Regions from separate parts of the Homo sapiens genome. Here region 2 is linked to region 1. Evidence: read pairs that join two places in POLR2A ChIA-PET (ENCODE). Cell type or tissue: GM12878. All regions are shown on one strand.

Region 1 (5,000 bases):
CCAGCCTGGCCAACATGGTAAAACCCCATCTCTACTAAATATACAAAAATTAGTCAGCGTGGTGGCACATGCCTGTAGTCCCAGCCACTTGGGATGCTGAGGCACGAGAATTGCTTGAACCTGGGAGGTAGAGGTTGCGCTGAGCTGAGATCACGCCACTGCACTCCAGCCTGGGTGACAGAACAAGACTCCATCTCAGAAAAAAAAAAAAAAAAAGGCCAGGCATGGTGGCTCACGCCTGTAATCTCAGCACTTTGGGAGGCCGAGGCAGATCACTTAAGAGTAAGAATTCAAGGCTGTCCTGGCCAACATGGTGAAACCCTGCCTCTACTAAAAATATAAAAATTAGCTGGGCATGGTGGCAAGCACCTGTAATCCCAGCTATTCAAGAGGCTGAGGCAGGAGAATCACTTGAACCCGGGAGAGGGAGGTTGCAGTGAGCAAAGATTGTGCCACTTGTACTCCACCCTGCTGGGCGACAGAGCAAGACTCTGTCTCAAAAAAAAAAAAAAAAAGAAAGAAAGAAAAGTCAAGTGGGCGCAGTGGCTCATGCCTGTAATATCAGCACTTTGGGAGGCCAAGGCCGGCGGATCATCTGAGGTCAAGAGTTCGAGACCAGCCTGGCCAACACTGTGAAACACCATCTCTACTAAAAATACAAAAAGTAGCTGGGTGTGGTGGAGGGGGTCTGTAATCCCAGCTACTCAGGAGGCTGAGGCAGGAGAATCACTTGAACCCAAGAGGCGGAAGTTGCAGTGAGCCAAGACTGGGCCACTGCACTACAGCCTGGGCAACAGAGGGAGACTCCATTTCGGAAAAAAAAAAAAAAGAAAAAGAAAAAGAAAGAAGTCAGTCAACTCAGGACATCACCTGACAAGCATCATCTCTATTTTCTAGAAGCTAGGACAGAACCAGACTGATTAAGGAAGCACACAAACCACTACAAGGCAGGGTCCATAGCTTGTGTGCTCTAGACAATGCTCCCCTCAGAATGGGTGTTCAGCCTATACCTGAAAATGGAAGTAACTCAGAGACTTTCCCAAGACTAAGAAGCAAATGGCAAAACCAGGACTATTCCCAGGTATCAGCCAGTCTGTACCTACTACAGGTCAACTAGCTTCACAAAAGACAATTTAATCTGGTCCCATCAGCATCTACTCAGTTTGCCTAATGTTACAAATGATCAATGAAGATGAGCTCTCGTTCATTTAAATAAACATGACCACCTTTGGTTCCCTTTCAAATTATCCTACACAAGAAGGAAGGCATTCCTCCTTCCGAAGGGGGAACCAGCTCCAAATTGACAGTATTTCAGGAAATTCTGATTAGAAACCACATTTTCTGACACATCCCAGAATGAAAATTCATGGTAAGATCTTCTCAATGAGCAGGAGATTCCTGTAAATTAATACTTTCTCCTGCTCCAGCCCTGAACTTATTCAAACGGCACACTGTCACTCATATCTTCTCATTTCTTCCCCTGCTCAATTATACAAGCCTCATGAACACCACCTAAATATAAAATGAAAATTATAAGATAAAGTCCCATAATCATCTTCTTCCCCCACTCCCCCGCCCCACCGAAAGACAGTCTCCCTCTGTTGCCCAAGCTGGAATGCAGTGGCACAATCACAGCTCACTGCAGCCTCAACCTCCTGGGCTTACACGACCCTCCCACCTCAGCCTCCTTAGTAGCTGGCACTACAGGCTCACACTGCCACACCCGGCTCATTTTTGTATTTTTTGTAGAGACAGGGTTTTGCTATCTTGCCCAGGCTAATCTTGAACTCTTGAGCTCAAGCAATCCACCAGCCTCGGCCTCCCAAAGTGCTGGGATTACAGGCATGAGACACCTTGCCTGACCCCATAATCTTCATAAAGGAAGCCCAAAAGGTACCTGCAATCTTGCAAAGTAAACTGATTTCCTGCTACTTGAATAACACTTATTAAGACCTTATAAATTACATAAGCATAGTGTAAGACAGAAAGGGACCAAAAAATTACTAAATTACAGTCCCTGCCTTGAGAAGCTCACTATTAAGTGGAGGAAGTGCATAATCTGCTACTTCCTTATAGACAAATAAAATAAACATTTTTTTTTCCCCAAGACTTTTTTCATATATGCCCTCACTCAAAGCTGGTGCCAATACATTAAGCTCACCAGGTCTCTCACTTCCAGCTGCCTACTAAGGTCTCCATCGGTACATCCTACAAGCAACCTGAGCTCGGCATACCAAACCATATCCCCTATGCCTCTTTCCATACCCTAACCTTTGGAAACCTGCTCTACTTTTTCTAATCCATATCCTGTCAATGAAATCCCCATACATCCACTCTCTCAAATTAGAAATCCTAGCCCACTCTCTTCCTAAGAAGTTGAATCAATCTCAGAAGTACAGTATTTCCAAAATCCCCTCCTCTTCATTCCCACAGCTACACTTTCTTCAGACTCTCAGTCAATTGCAACAACTCTAATTAGTCTCACTGCCTCATTCTTCATTACTTTAATCTGCATTTCTGTCACTCCCTAACTTAAAAAAAACTCCTCAGAAGCTAAAAAAAAAAAAAAAAAAAAAAAAAGAGAAAAAAATTCCAATGACTCCCCACTTTCTTTTCAGTCTCACCTCCTAGCAGTTTCCCCACCACACATCCTGTTTGGGACAAATTTCTGAGATTTAAAATAATTTTTTTTCCTCTCACATCCTCACCAAGCCTTTGCAAGTACTGTTCTCTCCAAATGAAATGCCTTTTCTTTTTCAGAGATGGGGTCTCGCCATGTTGAGCCAGCTCGTCTCAAACTCCTGGGCTCAGGCAATCTACCTGCCTAGGCCTCCCAAAGTGCTAGGATTACAGGTATAAGCCACCAGGCCGAGTAAAAATGCCTTTTCTTACTTGTGCAATCTCCTACTCATCCTTCAACACCCAACTCAAGTATCTCCCCCCTGCAAAGATTTCCCTGACTCTCCCAAGCAATGGCAGTATTCCCATTACACTGTATAAATTTTTTTTTTTTTTTTTGAGAGGGAGTCTCGCTCTGTCGCCCAGGCTGGAGTGCAGTGGCACCATCCCGGCTCACTGCAAGCTCCGCCTCCTGGGTTCATGCCATTCTCCTGCCTCAGCCTCCTAGTAGCTGGCACTACAGGCGCCCGCCACCACACCCGGCTAATTTTTTGTATTTTTAGTAGAGACGGGGTTTCACCATGTTAGCCAGGATGGTCTTGATCTCCTGACCTTGTGATCCGCCGGCCTCCGCCTCCCAAAGTTACATAGTAAGTGCTCAATAAATGTGTTGAATAAACAGTTCACCCTTATATATCCTGGATCAATTTTTGGCCATTTTCCCCAAATGTTACAGATTCCTAAACTGTGCTCAGTGTGAGATTCCAAATTTCATAATGACTGCTTTGAGGTTTTCACCTTGTTTTAATTATCCAAATGTTGAACAAGTCGGCTGGGGGCAGTGACTCACTCCTGTAATCCCAGCACTTTGGGAGGCTGAGACGGGTGGATCACGAGGTCAGGAGTTGGAGACCAGCCTGGCCAATATGGTGAAACTCCGTCATTACTAAAAACACAAAAATTAGCCAGGCATGGTGGTGCGCGCCTGTAGTCACAGCTACTCAGAAGGCTAAGGCAGAAGAATCGCTGGAACCCGAGAGACGGAGGTTGCAGTGAGCCAAGATCATGCCACTGCACTCCAGCCTGGGCGACAGAGCGAGACTCCGTCTCAAAAAAAAAAAAAAAAAGTTGAACAATAAATTGTAATACCTAAAAGTCCAATGAAAACACCTTAAAGGCTTCTCTAGTCACTGAAATGGGTATTCCCCCTTTACAGTCGTAACAAGAGGGATCCCTCTTTCCCTTGACTGTGATCTGATATCCTGAAAGTCTTCACACAGAAGCTATTGTGCACACAAATCCAACTTAAGGTACACCCAAAATAATTCCAATCCTGCTAAGTTACGGGCAGGGACACAAATCATATTTACCCTAGTTTACAAAGCAACTAAAGGATAGCAAAGAAAAAGCTCTCACTAAGCTCAAAACTTTTTCTGGCCGGGCGCAGTGGCTCACACCTGTAATCCGAACACTTTGGGAGATCGAGGTGGGTGAATCATCTGAGGTCAGAAGTTTGAGACCAGCCTGGCCAACATGGCGAAACCCTGTCTCTACTAAAAATACAAAAATTAGCCGGGCGTGGTAGCTCACGTCTGTAATCCCAGCTGCTTGGGGGGCTGACGGGGAAGAATCGCTCGAACCTGGAAGGCGGAGGTTGCAGTGAGCCGAGATCACGCCATTGCACTCCAGCCTGGGCAACGAGAGCGAAACTCCGTCTCAAAAAAACAAAAAACAAAACAAACAAACAAACAAAAAAAAAAAGGCCGGGCGCGGTGGCTCACGCCTTTAATCACAGCACTTTGGGAGGCCGAGGCGGGCGGATCACCTGAGGTTGGGAGTTCGAGACCAGCCTGACCAACATGGAGAAATCCCGTCTCTATCAAAAATATAAAATTAGCTGGGCGTGGTAGCGCAAGGCTGAGGCAGGAGAATCGCTTGAACCCCGGAGGCAGAGGTTGTGGTAAGCCGAGATCGGGCAACTGCACTCCAGACTGGGCGACAACAGCGAAACTCCATCTCAAAATAAATAAATAAATAAATAAATAAATAAAATAAAATAAAAAACTTTCTGGAGAGGAAGAACTGCGGAGGGTCGGATGATCCAGTGACATACATTTGGGTATGGCCCAAGTTTCTGCTTCCCCATTCGCCAGGGGCAGCACGCCTCAGCTTCTCCTTCTCCAGGGGACCAGGTTTCTCTCTACTTTTTCCTTCCCTATACCCTCCTGGGAACAGGTTCCTTTCCTGGGCTCTCGCCGAGTAACCCAAAGAAAACACAGTAGCTTCACTGATTCCGTGTGAAGAGTGGGTTAAAGCCTGTCAGAGCCTGGAGAGGGACAGGACTGGAGCCCTTCCGGGACACCTGAAGACTTCGCACAAAC
Region 2 (5,000 bases), 84 kb before region 1:
ACCTGGCTAATTTTTGGTTTGGGTTTTTTTTTTTTTTTTTTTTTTTTTTTTTGAGACAGGCTGGAGTGCAATGGTGTGATCTTGGCTCACTGCAACCTCTGCCTCCCGGGTTCAAGCAATTCTTCTGCCTCAGCCTCCCAAGTAGCTGGGATTACAGGCGCCCGCCACCACGCCTGGCTAATTTTTGTATTTTTAGTAGAGACAGGGCTCCACCAGGCTGGTCTCGAACTCCTGACTTCAGGTGATCGGCCAAAGTGCTGGGATTATACGTGTGAGCCCCTGCGCCCAGCCCACCCTAATTTTCAAATAGGAAGAGTTGAATACGATCCATCTGAGAATCCTGCCATCTTACACAGTGCCCCCAACACACACCCCACAAGGAACCTTTTTTGCAGAGCTGTTCCTAGCATTAATACACAATGAGAACTTTCCCAGAATTTTTTCTATCCTGCTTTGAATTCAGGAGGAGGGAAAAAAGGTAGCAGCAAATTGTGTTGCCATGTAGCAGTAGAATGAATAATGGATATGAGAACTTCTCCAGGACTAAAACCTGTCCCCCACATTAAGGTAAACCAGGTGCAGAGAGGAACAAGCCAACCACAGGAAGACACAATTAAGTGGTAGCTCAGGCCTCTGCCTCAAAAAAGGAGAGGGGAGGCTTAATTATAAAACCAAGTGAATGACATTTAAATAAGATTAAAAACAGGAAAGAGACAGCCTCCAGGAGAGCACAAACTAATATCTCCAAAGAATCAGGTCAGAGAAAGCTGTCTATTTGAGCAGCTTTTACATGCTATGAAGACAAACAGCAAAGACAACACTCACCCAGACTTGATTTTGTGACCTGGCATGGAGCTAGGTTTAGGTACCACAGAACCCAAATCAAAACCTGTTCATTAGGAGAGATGGATAATTTCACAGTGACTAATAAAAGAATAATATTACCATCTCAGTTGCTTAGGAGAGAAGTCAAGAAACTCAAAGGACACGATGAAAATAGCACTAGTGTAACAAGCTCATGCCACCAAAACCCTGGAAGCACTATAAACTCTAGCCAATTCCAGCATCTCTGGACAAAATCACCAATTACCCAGGGACATTGCCAGCAATCAGCAGGCTCACTGTCAATCAGCAGAGTGGTGCAGGAGAGAATCTGAAGCCAACACCTGCCAGTAGAATAATTTAAAAATACTCAGCCAGATGCGGTGGCTCAAGCCTGTAATCCTAACACTTTGGGAGGCCAAGGTAGGTGGATCACAAGGTCAGGAGTTCAAGACCAGCCCGGCCAACATGGTAAAAGCCCGTCTCTACTAAAAATACAAAAATTAGCCAGGCATGGTGGTGTGCGCCTGTATTCCCAGCTACTCGGGAGGCTGAGGCAGGAGAATTGCTTGAACCAGGGAGGCAGAGGTTACGGTGAGCTGGGATCGCGCCACGGCACTCCAGCCTGGGCTACAGAGCAAGACTCAGTCGTGGGGGGAGCAGGGGGCGGGGAACAACTCTAGGTGGCTTTTCAGAATACAGGCATCTGTCTGGATGCAAGCCTAAGCACTTCACTGACACAGAGGCCAAAGAATCAAACAAGAAAATGAAATGGCTCTGGCTGTATGCTATCAGCCTCTCCAGGTGAACACAGCACACAAGTCAGTATGTCAACAGCCTGCACTGACTAAAGGCTCCACATTCCTCTAAATGAGTCAGAAATAGAACAAATCCTTTCTTTAAACGGAAATCTGCTTCCATCCTTACCATTTTCCTTGCAGTCAATGTGTATCTGCTAAAAAAAAAAAATAAATAAGGTTCTCAACCATCTTCCATTCCCCATTTTCTTGCAGACAATGCAAACCTCACAATTAGCACCCAGCCTCTTCTTTTTCATGAAAATGAGTTTCCACATGAAAGTTCCCAGATCCTAGACTTTGGGAAATGTAGGGTCCCTGTGCAGCTGCCTCTAACCAAGCATGCTCAGGAGCCACTGCCTTCTTCTAGGGCCCTATACCACCTGCTCCTTTCCCCCCACCGTTTCCTAAAGGAGTGATAGCCAAAATCACCCTTTAAGAAATCTAAAAGTCAATGAGACCATGTCTCAGTGGAGCCATCTGACACAGAACCAATAACTTTACTTTTTGCCAAAATGAGGTAGGACCAATAACAGACTTGTCTTGCTCCCTCGAGATCCAGAGAAGGATGATACCTTATGAAACCACATGACATGTCCCTTTGAAACTAATATAGGCAGAGTAACCAAAAGCACAGCTAATCCTTCCCTGGTCCCTTTTACTTGACAAAATGCTCATGGGCCTATGAGAGTTGACATTTTTCTGGATAGGAAGTGACTGCATGCACAGAGAAAAGAACAAAGTGATTTCTTGCTCTTTTGGGGGCTTTTACGTGGGAATCTTTTTCTCCCTGTAACAGGCTAAACCTGTTAGAGATTCTTATCTTTTGCTTCTGCCAAGTTTCTGAGGGGATGAGAGAAAGATTCAAAATAGTGTAAATTTTGGATTCAGCCAAATGTAGTGATTTGAAAGGGAAAAAAGCTTCCTGGCATTCCTTTTTAGTCCTTGGGCTTTCTATACTGCTGTAGACAATATTTCATAACTACATTATAGAACCAGAAAGATACCTTCTAATGCCCCTGAATTAGAACATTCTAATTTTGAGAGGAATTGATCACCCATAGAGGAAAAGAGGCTCTCTATTTTTGCATATGGAAGCTAAAGCAGTCTTAATTAGGCACATCAGCCTAGAATATATCTTGTGACATATTTGCCTAAATCAGAGAAAATTTAGCAGAATGAGGAAGAGCAATTTTAAAAACAAGATAGAAATAGCAGCTGCCAAAATTCCCCTTCCCATCTACTCTAGTTTTTACTGCTATGTTCTTTCCCGCCTGGATACTCTCTTCAAAACTAAAAGAAGCAATGTTGTAGAGTTATATAAGATGTCATCACTGGAGGAAGCTGGGTGAAGGGTACATGAAACTCTATATACTATTTTTGCAACTTCCTGTAAGTCTATAATTACATCAAAATTAAAAGTTTAAAAAAGAAACTAAACTAAAAGAAGCACACAATGAAAAGTTCAAAGCATAGTTTCTCAAAATCAAGAGGGGCTGCTGAACTATCAAAGCTACATCTACACAAGAACTGCCAGATAAATCTATGGCTTGAGTCAGCCTTTCTCTTGAAAAATTTCAGTCCTGTATGGCAACACTTAAAAGTAAAACAAGCTTCCAACGAAAGGCTCTCAATTGCCAGTCTTGAGATGTACCTAACCAAGAAGTCATAGGCCTCTGCCAGTAATAGGAGAGCCAGCTGGATCCAGAACGCTGTGATACTCCCTGGGTTTTCCATTTTTCCCAGTAGATATCTAAAAGGTCAGGCCATGTACAATTTCTTTTTCACAAAGCTGTGAATGCTTTGGATGTTACTTAGCACAGTGAAGCTGAACAGATTGTTCTGGGGGCTTAGGGGGCCTTTCTTCCTGCAGGCAAGCAAATGTTGCTTAGTGATCTGTGTCTGAGCATAGGAGTCAGGAACTCTAAGTTCTAATCATGACTCTGTTTAGCGTCTGGTTCCATGATCCTTAGCAAGTCACTTAACCCTTCTATATCTCTACTCCCTTCCCCAACAAATGGGGATAAAAATAACGACTTATCACCGGGATGTGGCAGAGTGAGAGGGTAACAACTGTGATCCATAGATAAATGTTGAATATAAAATGTCAGTATAAATCTGCCTTTAAAACAACCCATGTTTTCAGACGATGGAAAGTCATACTATTTAAATGCAGCCTGCCTCTCCAATGCCCCTTCTTCCTGCAGTGGAAGTAAAATAAGCTGACTCCATGAAGCTCTGTTCAAGTATTTCTCTCTCCAACAACTACACACTTCTCTCTGCACATCCTGCTCAATCTTTGCTTAATGGCTTAGAAACCATCAAAGTTTCCATTTTTACTTGGTTAAAAGCAATCCATGCACCTGTGGGTAAGGAAGAATGAGAAAAACAAAAGAAATTACTAACTACTCTCTCTCACATCAACAAATCAAATAAACTAAGGTGGATGGCTGGCCCTATCAAAGGTGATGATGTCAGCTCAACAGAAACATTAACAACATCCTACTGGGTTCTATTATTATTATTATTCGGCTCAAACACAACATTGTGCTGCTTTTGGAGAATGTTGATCCATCATTAATGAAAATCTTACATATCCATTCATCCATTTATTTGTTCATCCAAATGTTATCTGAGTTCCTATTAAAAAGCTAAGTAGGCCGGGTGCTGTGGCACATGCCTATAATCCCAACAATTTGGGAGGCCAAAGCAGGCAGATCACTTGAGTCCAGGACTTCAAGACCAGCCTGGGCAACATGATGAAACCCCATCTCTAAAAAAAAAAATACAAAAATAAGCCAGGCATGGTAGTACGCATCTGTAGTCCCAGCTACTTGGGCGGCTGAGGTGGGAGGATCCATTGGGCCCAGGAGGTCGCGACTACAATGAGCCATGATTGTGCCGCTGCACTCCAGCCTGGGCAAGACCCTGTCTCAAAAAATAAATAAATAGCCAAGCAGTCTGCTGGAGATGTAACAATGATTAAAAAACAGGCCCTGCCCTCCAGGAACTTTTTTGAGAGGAAATATAGATATTTAAACAAATCATTGTAAAAACATATGAAATTAGCTGGGGCATGGTGGCTTGCATCTATGGTCCCACCTGCTCAGGAGGCTGAGTTGGGAGGATCACTTGAGCCCAGGAGACAGAGGTTGCAGTGAGCTGAGACTGTGGCACTGCACTCCAGCCTGGGCAACAGAGTGAGACCGTCTCCAAAAAAAAAAAAAAAAAAAAAAGCAAACATAGCAAAACAATGTGATACACTAAAATAGGGGCCCAATATGCTATAGAAAACACTCCAAAAATAAGACATAGTGAACAAAATGGTCTATAGCCTCAAGAAGTGCAAAGGAGATTGCTAACCTAAAGTTCCCAGTAGGA

The links. Peaks named below come from ENCODE experiments on the same cell type or tissue, not always from the same donor. Only the 100,000 strongest peaks of a DNase experiment are listed, where the experiment ranks them.
Region 2: POLR2A ChIA-PET joins it to region 1 with 14 read pairs; 6 of 35 experiments call an interaction of 5 or more read pairs at or near these places.

Annotation. Positions count from the first base shown.
Region 1 is chr10:102,050,660-102,055,659 of GRCh38, forward strand. The region is part of intron 1 of ARMH3 (armadillo like helical domain containing 3); the gene reads right to left. Among named protein-coding and RNA genes, the nearest start is that of ARMH3, 3.0 kb to the right of the region's middle. In GM12878, no CTCF peak of the experiment used is centred here; no DNase peak of the experiment used is centred here; H3K4me3 peaks cover 1,770 bases; H3K27ac peaks cover 282 bases.
Region 2 is chr10:101,966,263-101,971,262 of GRCh38, forward strand. All of the region lies in intron 20 of ARMH3 (armadillo like helical domain containing 3), which reads right to left. Among named protein-coding and RNA genes, the nearest start is that of ARMH3, 87 kb to the right of the region's middle. In GM12878, no CTCF peak of the experiment used is centred here; a DNase peak (open chromatin) is centred at 2,939; H3K4me3 peaks cover 774 bases; H3K27ac peaks cover 4,729 bases.